Regions from separate parts of the Mus musculus genome. Here region 2 is linked to region 1. The links are chromatin contacts, found by POLR2A ChIA-PET in ENCODE. All regions are on one chromosome and are shown on one strand. Each heading gives the region's core, a stretch centred on a gene start or an enhancer-like site at or near the end of the contact. The rest is flanking DNA. Distances are from core to core; before and after follow the strand shown.

The links. ChIA-PET counts read pairs that join two places held with the same protein, here RNA polymerase II (POLR2A).
Region 2: POLR2A ChIA-PET joins it to region 1 with 13 read pairs in embryonic stem cell. The contact joins the enhancer-like site here to the promoter of Pnma1 in region 1. POLR2A ChIA-PET finds 5 or more read pairs at or near these places in 4 of 5 experiments (Patski and embryonic stem cell).

The regions. Positions count from the first base shown.
Region 1 is chr12:84,147,001-84,151,446 of GRCm38, reverse strand. It overlaps Pnma1 (paraneoplastic antigen MA1), which reads left to right and starts at 2,958. Exons shown (of 1, transcript NM_027438.3): 1 at 2,958-4,446. The coding sequence starts at 3,520. It overlaps Mideas (mitotic deacetylase associated SANT domain protein), which reads left to right. Exons shown (of 13, transcript NM_001163501.1): 13 at 1-2,279.
Region 2 is chr12:84,200,141-84,204,745 of GRCm38, reverse strand. The region is part of intron 1 of Mideas (mitotic deacetylase associated SANT domain protein); the gene reads left to right. Among named protein-coding and RNA genes, the nearest start is that of Gm51953, 4.4 kb to the left of the region's middle. Within about 2 kb of position 2,630, at least 1 of the 3 ENCODE cell types and tissues checked has a DNase peak (open chromatin) inside an H3K27ac peak, as active enhancers do.

The DNA of each region.
Region 1 (4,446 bases), core at 1,709-4,208:
GGAGCCTTCATTCTGTGGCTTGTTGTCATTTGGGAACTATTTATTTATTTTTTTTAATATTTAAGTTTTAACATCCTCAGGGACCAGGGGCCTCTTGCTTTCCAGAGGTCCAAGTGCATTTATCCCAAAATAAGGCACCTTTTTGGCATCCCCAAGCCCTCCCCCAGTTCCATGGCCCTGGGGTCCCTTACCTTGTGGCTCTTGGCCGCAGGAATGACAGAAACTGATCGGGCTGGGAAGGCGGGGAGTGTTATCAGTCACAGGAAGCCAGCAGATGTGGGTGAGGTCAAAGGCAGGTCTCTGTCCTGCCTTTTCTGTACTTTCAAATGCTCGAGGGAGTTGGCAAGAGGCCAGAATTCTAGTTTTGGTTATCAGCCTCGATTCTGGCTTGAAGAAACCATATTTGGCTTGGAATTACTGAAGGGTTGGAATGTTCTAGAGTCCCCTTCGCTTTCCAGTTCAGTAGGGGCCTAAAGCCACTTTTCTGATATCATCACTTAATTTTAGTTGTACAAAAGAGAGTCTTAAGTGACCGTGTGTCTGACTGTTTAGAATGTTAGTAAGGAGCGGAAATAGCCTACAGCCCGTTGGGAATTGGAAATAGAGATGGGGTTTTGTTTTGAAGCTGTAGACTATTGGGTATTTCTTACATTCATTTACACATTAGTATGGTTCTATGAGAGAGCTGCGGGTGGAAATAACAAACCTGTCCCCCTAGATACCTAGACAGTTACCTTAACCTTCAGTTTCCCCGGTTTGTTTCCTTCATAGGCTTCTATCAGCTCGAAGTCCCGGGATTACAAAAATGTGGTACCCTCTAGAAGCAGGAGGGCAACAAGTTTAGGATCTCTTCTAAATCACTTCTATAACGCGTGCCTTCACAGCTCAGCCCCAAAGTGCCACTTAGGTTTCCCAAGGTTCTTTTCTATTTAAACCATATCTGGCTCAGGCCCCTTGGTGGACAGGTGATAGCAGCCACATGAGATCCTTCAGCCACATGAGACTCCTCTGCTCAGTGGTACCAACTAATCCTTAGAAATCTTAATTAAAAACAGCAAAAAAGCAAGAACTTTTCTAAGTTCACAGAGACCAGATGACTATAGCCGGGGTGGGGGTGGGGGGATAAAGATGGTACCTTTAGGTAGTGATCCCACCAGACACTGTTTTAGAGGGGCCCATGCTCCAGCGCGCCCGTGTGGAAACTGAACTAGTTCAAAGCGGAGATGCACGTGCGGCCGGAGGCTGGCGCAGGCGCGTCCTTACTGGTGCTTTCTCGTACGAACACACTGGGCTTGGCTTTTGTTGTTCTTTCTATTCAGAGCTCCCTGTTTGACAATAACGTCCCTATACAGTGTCACCCTGCCTGTCCCCCAGCTTCCACCTGCATTCAGAGAAGGCCATGACACTGACCGTGCCTGTGTTCTGGGCCATCTCTGAGGTCTCTTGCCCTCACTGCTGTCCTCCAAGCCTTCAGCAGCCCCCTTAGAGCTAAAGTACCCACCCACCCACCGTCCTTGCCGCCCCACCTCCCACCCCGGCACAGAGGCCCTGTGCTCATGATGTCTAAAGGGATTGCCTATATTTAACTGCCTCAGTCACCCAACCTCTTTCTTCTCATGTGCCAGATGTTAAAGACAGAGGAGGAAGAGTGCAATAGTACTCAAGCCTCAGCTGTTGAAATGTTTTTATTGGGGCTCACTGTTCTGGGTTATTATTTATTACTAGACTGGCAAAGCCTAACCCCTTAGGTTTTTACAGGAAGTATGCATATTTTTATATAAAAACAGTTGTGTCTAACCCACATTTGGCTGTGTTTGTTGCCTCAAAAAAAAAAAAATTGCAGCTGTTAGAACTTTTCCTCATTTGTCTCTTACGTTAAAGGCCTTGCTGGAGAGGATGGAGCACAGAACAGCCTTGACAGTCTGTAATTAGTGTACAAATATTTTAATAGCATAAAGTAAGTATATTCCTTTTATTTTGAAACAAAATGGTCAGACACTGCCTTTCATGTGTTTGTTGCCTGTGGCACTCTTTTTAAAAAAGACTGTTACATATTAAAATAGTGTACATATATATATATATATAAATATAAATATTACCTCTTTGTGTACAGTTGTGATAGACCAGACTGAAAATTTTATTTTTTGTGTGCTTTTTATAAAAAAAAAATTAATACACTAAAGAGAATCTTGCTGTGATTGTAATGTACCTATGTAACTTATTTACTTTTGAATGTTCTGTATCTTAAGACCTTTTATTAAATAAGGTTTTAAAAAAAATTCATTGTTGAATACCACATTCTTATAGGGGTGTTTTTGCCGTCTGGGACTGATAGGCCTTGTTTTGCTTGAAGAGAACTTACCCGCCTTTTCGGGGCCATAAACATTCTGTTTTGCTATCTTGTATACTCAGTAAGGATAAGAAGGCAATATGTTTGCAGTTTGCCTGGCTACAAAGGTAAGTAGTCACGGGGTTTTGTGTACACACACACACACACACACACACACACACACACACACACTTTAAACAAGAAAGCCAAGTCAGACACTCACAGGAACCAGTAGATGGAATTCTCTTTCCTAGTTTTGTGGGGAGGAACCAAGTAGTTGCAGAGTGGGATCAGGTGGTTCCCGGAAGTCAGAGTTAAAGACTGAATTCATAGAATGGATGAGCAATATGAGATAAGTCCGTCGTGGTAGATGCGTATCAATAAAGCCAGCTTAAATCCACGGCAAAATTAAATAAAGCATGCGTAGCAATAGCTAAGAAAGAATCAGGGAAGGCGGGGGGGGGGGTGTAAAAAGAAATGCGCCGTCATAGAATAGACTCCTCAAACCCCTTCTTGGCACCATAGCAACCGCCAGATCCTCTGGAGCCCGCGTATCTCGCGTCGTCATGGACACAGTTGTCACGGTGACACTGGGGGAGACAAGCGGACCGGTTCCGCCCTCCACTGCAGCTGCACGCCGGCCGTTGCGGGAGCGCGCGGACATAAGCGCTAGGCAGAGCTGCCTCCAGCCGAGTTTCTCCCCCATCCCGTGCTTCCTGCCGCTTGGGTTCCCGGTGCTCGGAGTGCCGCCTCTCCCCACGTAGCCAAGCCACGGCCTCGCGTGACCCTCAGCCCGCCGGCGTGCCGGGGAGAGGTGGGAGGAGCTGCCACGCCCCGCGACCGCACCCAGCCATCTCCCGCCCGGAGTCATCAGTCTTGAGCCCACCTTGCTCCCTCTCTTTAAGCGGTGACGCCAGACACAGCTGCAGCCAGTTCAGCCCTCCCTGCCCGGACCAAAGGGGGCGACATTCGAGTGATAGGCGGAGTGTCCCGTGGCTCCCGACCCTGACTTGGGACCCGGAAGGGACAAGAAGGAACTCTGGTGTCTTTTGGTAATTGTGGTTGCCTGAAGCTTGTCGCCCCCTGGCCTACCGGGGGAGGAGAGCATGTTGTATTGTCCTAGGCCCTATAGCCTCGTGAGCCAGTCCAAGCAGTGTCTGTAGAACTGGCACTTTTAATAGTTGGGTGAAATGGCTATGACACTATTGGAAGACTGGTGCAGGGGAATGGATGTGAACTCTCAGAGAGCTCTGTTGGTCTGGGGGATCCCTGTGAACTGTGATGAGACCGAAATTGAAGAGACCCTCCAAGCTGCGATGCCCCAGGTATCCTATCGAGTGCTGGGGAGAATGTTCTGGAGGGAAGAAAATGCTAAAGCAGCCTTGTTAGAGCTCACTGGGGCAGTGGATTACTCCCTGATACCCAGGGAGATGCCAGGCAAAGGAGGGCTCTGGAAAGTGGTGTTTAAACCCCCCACTTCCGACGCAGTTTTTTTGGAAAGGCTGCACCTCTTTCTAGCTAGGGAAGGGTGGACCGTGCAAGATGTTGCTCGTGTGCTTGGGTTTCAGAACCCTGCTCCAGCTCCAGGCCCGGAAATGCCAGCAGAGATGCTCAACTATATTTTGGATAATGTTATTCAACCTCTTGTTGAGTCCATATGGTATAAGAAGCTGACGTTATTCTCCGGGAAGGACATTCCCGGGCCTGGCGAGGAAACCTTTGATTCCTGGCTGGAGCACTCAAATGAAATCATAGAGGAATGGCAGGTGTCGGATATAGAAAAGAGACGGCGGTTGATGGAGAGTTTGAGAGGCCCCGCTGCTGACGTCATCCGCATCCTCAAGACCAACAACGCCGCCATAACGACCGCAGAATGCCTGAAGGCTCTTGAGCAGGTCTTTGGGAGTGTGGAGAGCTCTAGAGATGCACAGGTCAGATTTCTGAACACTTACCAGAACCCAGGAGAAAAGTTATCTTCGTATGTTATCCGTCTGGAGCCTCTGCTGCAAAAGGTAGTAGACAAGGGGGTCATTGATAAAGATAACGTGAACCAGGCTCGCTTGGAGCAGGTCATCGCTGGGGCTAACCACAGTGGGGCCCTCCGAAGGCAGTTGTGG
Region 2 (4,605 bases), core at 1,381-3,880, 54 kb before region 1:
GAGAGGTATTGTCAGAAGAGCTCTGGAAAACAGGGAACAGTCTATATTTTTAAATGCCAAGCTTGAAGCTGTAAGAAAATGCTAATTGCCTTTCACCTATTAGAGCTCCTCTTGGGAATTAAATTCTAAGGCAATGGTTCTAAAAAGGAATAAAGAGCTATAAGCACAAAAGTATTTGTGGCAGTGTTGTTTAAAATAGCAGGAAAACTGTTAACTGCCTCAGGGTTCCACGCGGCTACATAATTTATGATACCTGGATTCCGGGCAGTGTTGTACTGCATTAATATGAAGGTGCTGCTAATTCATGGGAAAATGTTGATGAATTTTAATGCCACTAAGTAAAACATAAAACTGCCTCTGCGTATCCTAGTGAATGAATAACATTGCCAATGCTTGGTCAGAGTATAAGCTGATGTAATGCCATCGCTGGACTCAGGTGAAGAGGCCACGCTTAGAATATTTGATATTCGATGTGTACTATCTATACATTTCAAAAGATTAGGCCCCAACATCAAAGACTTGGAAATGGGTGAGAAGGCCAGGGAGGGACTCTAAGCCTCCCATCTGTTACCACTAGCAAGGCCCAACTGCTCAGGGCTTATCAGCTACTACTGCTGCTGCGTGCCGGGGCTGGGGACTTGAGATTGTCCTGACCCGCACACTGTAACTTCAATGTTAACAGCATTAGGACCCTGCCTCCTGACGCTGGTTGGTGAAACCCCAGGCTGTTCAGAGACCCAGGAGGTTGCTCACACCTGAGTTTCTAGGGAACCTGCCAGCAGGATGAGCATGTGGCCCTTGAGGCCCAGAACCACCCACTCACTTGCAAGTCCTAGCCACAGGTGGCGAGAGCCAGCTCTCTCTTCTGCAGTTCCTAACAGGTAGCAGGGTGTGCTTTGTAAGCTGACCTCCACAGCTCAGCGTCAGCCAGGTGGGGCCCTGGTGAGGTAGTGTCTCGGGTGTGTCCATTGTAGAACATATTTCAGTATTAAACTTAGAGTTGTTTTTAAATGCTGGCCTTATGAAACTCCGCCTTCAACCAGTCCACTTTGGCTTATCAAAGAGAGTGTCTGAGTCCCCATATTGCCCTCAGCTTGCAACTTGGTACTGTGCTTCTGCTGAGAGCCAACTTTTTTTTTTCTGTCATATTGGGGCATTTTTGAAATGGGTGTGCCTGGCAAATGGCCCCGTCACCCTCATATTAATCCCTTTTGTGCAGCCTTTTCTTCAAAGTGGGGAACATTTTTGACACACATTCTTTCAGGTTGGAGACCCTTCCTTTGCCCTTTCCCTGTGATCAGTCCAGGGTTGTGACCTCAGCAGGAAATGGGGATTCACTGACAGGGTTTGGAGGCTTGGGGTGGGTGGAGCTACAGAGCTCTGGGTGTGTCTTGAGCGGGCAGGTTGGAGCTTGCTAGAACAAGGGCCACCAGAGTCGGCCCTTGGAGAGCAGCTTGGATATGTCCAGGCATATCTGGGACTCCGTTATCGAAGGCATATGTGAGCTAAAACCAAATTCCAGAACGGTCAAAGATCTGGAGTTCTTTTGGTCTGTGGTCCCACTGAAATAGGACCTCCCGGCTGGAGGTTTGCCAAGGTCCAAGAGGAATTGGGAAAAGAACGTGGGTTGGGGACCTGCCTGGATGCTTGTGAGGGATATTCAGGATAGTTTCATGTCTTCCAGGTCAAGCAGTGCTCATTCACATGATTAGAGTCGGGGTAGCGGTGGAGGGCAGGCTGTCACATTTCCTTGGCACATGGTGGCCATTCATAGGTACTCTGGTTCCATCTTCACCCTTGTTGACAGTTGGCTTAGTTCTGATCACTGCTGGTGGCTGAAAATTAATTTGCTGCAGAATCTAAGTAGCAGGTCGTCTTCCTGAGCTCAGGACCCGCCCATCTCAGTTCCCTAATTTAGAGATCACGTGTTTGCCCCACGGTCGTCAGCTGCTTGGTTCTTTTGAAGCTTGAAACACATTTCCATAGAAACAATGCTATAAATGGTTTCTGGGTATCTGGGTTCCTAGGCTAGCCCACAGAGAGCCTTGGTATCGCCCCAGAAGCTGCCAACGTGAGGCATTAGTAAAATCGAGAGCACGCCTGCAGCAGTAAGAGACTGTGTGGGGTTAGTTAAATGGCGTGGGTTTATTTAGGTAACTTCATTCTTTCTGTGAGAGGTGTCTTTCAAAGTTGTCCTGATAAAGTTCTGGGGTCCTTCAGCCCCAACCCTTCCCCCTCCCTTACCTGTTTGCATTTCTTGTCCTCATCTGGATACCTGGGGCTTGAGCCACCTTGCCCCTCTGGGACCTTGGCCTAGGCTGGCTCCTGATCTTGTTTAGGAACACAGCAATCTTTGTCATTTAAACCGACCTCCTCAGCCTGACAGGACAAACATTACACAGGCACAGTTTGCACGGTTCAGACTTCTCACCTGATTGCGTCTGCTGCTCCTGTGGGTGTCTGTTTGCAAAGCAGCCTCTACACATTTCTTTGGGCTAATTTTGACACTTGGTGTGATTTCATCAGATTGGTCGGTGCACCGAGCCCATTCACGTTTCAGCCTGTTGCTGTGTCATACCTTAAGCAAAGTAGATTTCTGTTCCTCGGCTCCGTACACAGTTGCTGTGAGCGTCCGATTGTTTTCACGGGCGCTGGTCTATTGATCGGAATTACCTGGTCAGAGTGTTAGACTCTTGCAAGACAAAGTCAGCTCACATTCTGGGAAGAGTTAAGCTGATTGCAGTGTGTTAACAGCTGTCTCCCCAAAGCCCTCCTGACAGCAGCTTTCTTGTCTTATTTATTTATTTTCACATTGACTCAGCTGTAATGGGGCCTTAATGGCGTTCTGATTTGCATATCCTAAAATCGCTGCTGAGACTACAGTTTTCCTCTCAATGACCTGTGTTTCCGGGTGCGTCAAACCCTGCTCATCTCCTTCAACTGCAGAAGTCCCTCCTCCTTTCTTGCCTGGGTGGGGTCTGATTCACCCTCACACCTGAGGGGCTGACCACCCTAGTGACTCGGGCTTTCAGCCTTTTGATTGCTGGGGTACAAGTGGCAGGGCCTGGGGGAGCCCTGGGATAGAGGCTGAGTGAAGGACAGGGGCTTGTCTGGGAGCCTCTGCAGAAGGGTCAGAGGTGACCTCCTTGGAGGGTGGTTGGCCAGAGAGAGGCTTTAGAGCTGGGGAGGGCCCTGGGGTGCTTCTGCTCTGAAGGTCATGGGGAACTGGGAGAATGAGGTGACAGGTTGGCACAAGTGGGATGAGGAGTGACGGAAACCCATGACCTGGGAAGGATGAGGAACAACAGCAGATCAGCGTGTGTAGTAGCCAAGTGGCTCTGCCACGCCTCTTACGACACACCTCTCAGTTCCTTCTCCAAGGAAACTTGGATGTAGTGAGTGTGCCAACTGATGGTTTATTTGTTTTTCTTTTTTGAGACAGGGTTTCTCTGTGTAGCCCTGGCTGTCCTGGAATTCACTCTGTAGACCAGGCTGGCCTTGAACTTAGAAATCCTCCTGCCTCTGCCTCCCAAGTGCTGGGATTAAAGACTTGCATCAGTACCTGGCTTCAGTTTTTTTTTGTTTTTGTTTTTTTCCTTTTTTCATGAAACCCTAACTTTCAGTTTAAATCTTCTTATTTATTAAAGAAAAAAATGTCTTGAGACTTAGTTGTTTTAATTTTATGCGTATGACTTGCCTGTATGTTGCCTGCATGTCTGTCTGTGTACTGTTTGTGTGAAGTGCCCAAGGAGGCCAGGCGAGGGTGTCAGATCTAGAACTGGTGGGAATTGAACCCAGGTCCTATGGAAGAGTAGTCACGGCTCTTAGCTGCTAAGTCATTTCTCCGATCCCTAAGTCTCCTGATTACAAAAACAAAAACTTGGCAATAAGGTCTGTTAAAAATAAAATAAAATATAATATATAGGCAAAATACCCCTGTGAGGGAGAAAGGTTACCAGGCTTATTCCCCCATCAGCTGCCGTATTTGGGAAACCAGATCTATGTCCAAGGTCAAATCACCTGTATGACCTTGGGAGAGTGACTTCACCTTTTCTACCCTCAGCTTCCTTTTCTATAAAATGGGGGTACTGGCTTCCTCCCAGGGTGCTGGTTGTCAGGCAGGCCCTAGATAGGTGTGTTGCGTAGGTCCTTTGTAGGTCATCCAGAAAAAGTGAGAATCAAGCTAAGACCTTTGTTTACCTTTCTCAGTCCAGAACCTATACCACATCCTATGGACTTGCACCCTATGGGCACCACATCTCATGGACACTGGAGCCTTTCATTTCCCTGGAAAATTGTAGGTTACTTTGCGAGAACTTGAATGCCTAACAGCTACCAAGCTTAAACTATGAGGCCTCGTAACAAACTGGACTTCATGGAGTAAGGTCTAGGGTCCAGAAGACTACATACACGTCAGTAAGAATAATATCACACACCACTGAACTTAAGGAAACACTGATGCTAATAAGTAATTTTATGTCACACTAAGAAGAAAAAAATGAAGCTGGAGATTTGGCTCACAATTAAGTAGATACTGCTCTCTCAGAGGACCTGAGCTGGGTTCCCAACACCCACATGGGCTGACTCGCACCACCTGTAACTCCA